2 separate regions of the Mus musculus genome follow, and region 1 is linked to region 2. A link is a loop called in an ENCODE intact Hi-C map of the cell type or tissue named here. Cell type or tissue: heart. All regions are shown on one strand.

Region 1 (2,500 bases), 280 kb after region 2:
AAACAATGTCACTGTGACTTTCAATTAGTTTCCATTTCCACGCCGCCTCCAAACTTCCTGATTCCAGCTGGGATTGTGATCAAAAATGCAAAAACATATGTAGAGAAGTTATTCTCATGGTACATCTGACCGGAAGCAGGAAGTGCTAACTATCTCACGGGACAGCCTGTTATCAAAGTATACCCTGTGCAGCCTTGCCAAGACAAGAGCAGTTGTTTATGAAACACTCAGATAAAGAGACTCCGGGAGAATTCAGCTACAGACTCATCACAGGGAGACACAAGTTTGGGAAGGCTCTCTGGACCTCTGTATCCGTCACCAAACACAAACACAACAGACTTGAATAGCTAGCTGATAAAATTATGTTCTATTAAAGATGTGTGTGGCATTAATAGATTTCAGCTGCTCTTGTCATAGAATGAACTATGCAAGATGATAGATTGGTTAACCTGCCTCTGCTGGGTTGTAAAAACTGAAAGACCACCATTTATCTGTAAAGATGTTAATAACTTTAAAACACCTATGTGTTAAAAAGATTTAGAAATTAGCAAAATCCTATTATTATTATTATTATTATTATTATTATCATTATCATTGTTATTATGCACTGATAAGCAGCTGTGTAGTCAGAGCAGCAATTGGGAGAGGTTACTGTGGAAATTTACTCCACCCCTTTGCACAGAGGAAATAATAACTTTGCTCTTCAAATGTAAAATTACACATTTAGTTTCTCTATAGTACTTGAAAATATTTAATGCAGACTTCCAAATAAAATAACCTACATTTCAGGAAAATGCCTGTTTTTAAAAAGTGCTCAGAATTTTATCCTCTTCTCTTTTAGCTAGGATAAATAGAAGGAAAATCATTTTCAAGCATTCTAACCATGAATTCTGAACTCATCTGTCATAAAATCACTGGCACACAGCTGGCAACTGGAAAAAGGATACTTTTAACCTCAACTGGCATAAACGTGTGTATTTATTTTTAAGAAGTGAAGTATAAACAGACATTCGGAGAGCCAAGTGTTTTATGAAGAAAAAAGACTTTGCACACACACATACACACAGAGAGACACAGACACACAGAGACACAGAAACACACACACACAGACACACACACATCTCCCAAGGGGCCAGGAGGATTTCTGTGGATGTGAATTCTACTCACTGTTAGTATTAAGGAAGTGGTGGCTTTTTAACAAGTTACTCATGCCTGGAAAATAGCCCAGCTTTGCAAGTTATCCAGGATTCTTTGCCAACTGTCCGTGGGAATCATTGGGATGGGAAAAGTTCAAATTTGTTTTAAAAGAACTAGCTCAATGGAAAATTTGAAGAAGAAGAAGAAAAAAAAAAAACTGTAGAAGACACCAACCACTCACTCTGCTTGTCTTCCCGTTAAGTAAGGGAAAAGTTTAGGCAGAGTTGCTTTATTTTTCTTTGGCATAATTTTAAGAAATGGTAGGCTTTTATTTCTACTACCCAAGGATAGCCTTTGATTAAACTGAGGTTGTCAATAAAGGGATAGAGGACCCTCAGTCAATGCCATAAGCCAGGTGATCTGGTCTAGCTGCCAATCTTCCTTCTTGTCCTTAGTACATTTTTTGCTGTCAGTTTCTAAACCACAAATGGTGAAAGGAGCCACAATCGGAAGTGATCCAATCCATCAACACCAGTGCAATATCACCTTTTCTATAATCTATGGACTGTTCGGCAAAGCACGAGGGCAGTAGTTTTCAACCTTCTTAATACTGTGGCCCTTTAATAGAGTTCCTCATGTTCTAGTCACCCCAGCCATAAAATTATTTCATTGCTCCTTCTTAACTGTAATTTTGCCGCTGTTATGAATCATAATGTAAATATATGATATGCAGGTATTTGATATGTGACTTCTGTGAAAGGGTCATTCCGTCCCCAAAGAGAGAGGTCTTGATGACAGGTTGAGAACCACTACTCTCAGGGCTTTCCTCTTGCTTATATTTTATTTGTGCTGTAGCAAGACTATAAGTCAACATTTGCTCTCTCCCTCCATTGTTTGTCACTCTAATTTTGGAGACAAAGTGCATGTTCAGCTTTTGTGTGGGTTCTGGGGATCCAAGGTCAGGTCCTCATGCTCCTGCACCTACCACTTTACACACTGGGCTATCTCCTCCACCCCAAGTATGTTTCGAGATGTATTCACCCTAATGAACTTTTTTCCAGATATGGAAACTGAGCCACAGACTGCACTTGATAAAACAAAAGGCAAAGGAGTGGTAGAGACCCAAGCAAGCAGTTTCAGTGCCCTCCCTTCAGCCTCATAAGAGAAAGCTCATTTCACAAGACTCTGTGCCATCAAACTCTGTTAGACCACAATACACACTGATGGGACAGAACATTTGTAGAACAAGGGTGAAAATGGAAGCTTTCGGTTCCATTCATGATAAATAGATGTGAATGTTCTTACCCTTGGAGCCAACCAGCCCAATGGGTCCATTTGTCCAGTGTCTGTTCATCCCAACAGT
Region 2 (2,500 bases):
TAAGGGCAAATAGGGGTGAACCAGCCAGGGACATGACCTCCACTTGCCCCCATAATTAGTGTGTATTGTTGGGTGAGAGGGGAGAGGTGACTCAGTGGGAAACAGACCAGCTATTTAGAAGACGGCCACAAACACTTTCTGTTTTCAAAACGTCCCCCAGATACAAGCCATCAAAGGATATGAGGGAGGTAATTTTTGAAGTTCTGGTTATACCTCAGAATATTAAGGACGTTCTCAAGTCCTGCTCATAACTCAGAGTTATAAAGAAAATGCTACATAATGAAATAATCAGAGAAGTAGATAATCGTTAAGCAGAAACTCCCTTTGGCCTCCACACTAATCTGGAAGGGAAATGCAGGTTAGAGAAATCAAAGCTGCAATCTTAATTTTCAGAGCTGCGTATATCACAGGACATGGGCAAACCAGGAAACAGAGTTTGGGCAGGAGGTAGGATGAAGCAAAGAGTGTACCCTGGTGAGTGTGCCCAGGGTGGTTGATAAGGAAGTCTAAGGAATATATGGTGGGGTTTCCACTGGAGCTGCTAACTGGGAGCTACCGTTTCTGGAGCCTGGAACCTTGAGGCTTTTGCTGGTGAATTGTACTCAAAATAACCACATTGAGGTCAAGCCACCCTGGCATGAGCGACTAAGACAGCTAAACAAAACAAAGCAAACCCAAGAAAACAACCCCCCCCCAAAAAAAACCCCAGAAGCTTATGGTCTACCTACTGAACAAAACAAAATCAGCTTTGGTTAATTTACATTTGCTTAATTTCTCAAAAGTTCCCTTTCCCAAGGTGTCAACCAATCTTATTTCTAGTTCGCTTCTCTTTAGATAAACCTATTTATAAAATCCCAACTCATTGACTTCTGGCAGAGATCTGTTTTCTACGCCATGAAATACACGGTGTGCAGAAAATCCTCAGCTGTGTTTCACAGAAGCAAGTCGCTGTAAAACGGAGAGGATTGTACCTGACCAAAAGGCAACCTAAACTCACAATCCACACAAATAGTTTCCTGAAACTTTGTTTTAAAGTCAAAGGTAACCCCGGTGCAGTGGGGGAATCAGGGGCTCCTTCCCTCAGAGCTACAGTTCAGGAGAGGTATGGGAAAGGGCTGGTTTCCAACTGGGGCGGCAGAGTGCTCAGATGTCTTCCTCTCAGTTATGTTTCCTGTTACAGCAGTAGCTAGGGGGTGATCACAAAACAGGAGGATATTTATTTCCTGGTTTGGGCTGACTAATGAGCCTGTAAGAGATACTTGGGACTTCTGTGAGCTTGCTCACACTGGAATGTCTCTCAGTAGCCTGGTTCCTCTGTTCCCCTTCCTCTAATATCAGGGGAAGGTGTGTGGCCTACTGGTTCCAAACTTACAGAAAACAGAATGGAACACAACCAAGGGCTTTCAGGGCACATAACAACTGCTTCCTCATTTAGTAGCAAACTAAGGGCTTTCAGGGCACACAACAACTGCTTCATCATTTAGTAGCAAATGCAGGGGGATATGACTTCTTTACATTATGTTTTCCAAATCCTACTAAGTAATTTTCAAATCAGGGTAAAATGGGAAGGAAGCAGAAGAAAATGAAAATGCCAAAAATGAAAATTAGTTGATAAATATAATACCAGATTCACCATCTCAACCACAATAATAATGCTAAATGGCATATCTGAAATGATCCCACCAAGTCCCGTCCCTCTCATAGACTCACAGGATATCCCGTCTCCTGCAGAAACAAAACATGGAAATGAATCAGCCGATAAAGGATTTTCTCCCATTGAAGATGTTGGTGATTTTGTCCTGTGTTGGGGAAGTTGAACATTGAGATGGATATTCATAATCTGTAGAGACCTCTGCCTCCCTCCTGTGCAATGCAACTGTGTGTGTGTGTGTGTGTGTGTGTGTGTGTGTGTGTGTGTGTGTGTGATAAAGAATAGCAGACTAAAGGTAAAATGCTTTATCTAAATATGAGAAAAACTCATGCCATAGACTGACCTAAGAATTTAATTCTTTCTATCATGGGTGGTTAATCTTTTGACTGACTCCCCCAGCTGACTGCTTTTCTTTTTCTTAGGATATGTGTAGATATTAATGTAGTGTCAGTATATAGTTTACCTTTTTCTTGAGGGTACTTAAGAAGAGGATAAGCTAATAGCTCAAGGAGGTGTAGTGATGTCATAAACAAGAGCAATAATGATGGTTGTATTGAGCATTCATTCTGAGATCATTCCAGAATTCTTACCACAATACTTGTCATTTCCAAAACCTGACTTGCTCTTATACAACAGGTATTTTTATAAACTTACAGCTGAAAATGCATAGAGAAAAAAGGCGTTCCTTCCGTTTCCAAGATTGACATGACCTAGAGAAGAATTGTTCTAGAGTCAGATTTAGGACAATTTTTTCCTACGCCTTCAAAAGACTTGAGCTTTGACTTTCTCCCCAAAGATAAGCTTAGTAGCATTCATATGTCTTTCTGCACAGACCAACATGGAAGGTTT

Evidence for each region. Hi-C counts contacts between places; a loop is a spot of excess contacts. Peaks named below come from ENCODE experiments on the same cell type or tissue, not always from the same donor. Only the 100,000 strongest peaks of a DNase experiment are listed, where the experiment ranks them.
Region 1: it touches region 2 in a loop (7-fold over the local background); 4 of 42 quality-filtered maps call a loop at or near these places.

The regions. Positions count from the first base shown.
Region 1 is chr7:71,091,168-71,093,667 of GRCm38, reverse strand. All of the region lies in intron 5 of Gm36011 (a long non-coding RNA gene), which reads left to right. Gm39033 (a long non-coding RNA gene) reads right to left here. Exons shown (of 3, transcript XR_882210.1): 1 at 2,443-2,500. Among named protein-coding and RNA genes, the nearest start is that of Gm39033, 1.4 kb to the right of the region's middle. In heart, no CTCF peak of the experiment used is centred here; DNase peaks (open chromatin) are centred at 177 and 1,177.
Region 2 is chr7:71,369,634-71,372,133 of GRCm38, reverse strand. Gm29328 (a long non-coding RNA gene) reads right to left here and starts at 1,902. Exons shown (of 3, transcript XR_001778177.1): 1 at 1,711-1,902. In heart, no CTCF peak of the experiment used is centred here; a DNase peak (open chromatin) is centred at 1,143; H3K27ac peaks cover 1,055 bases.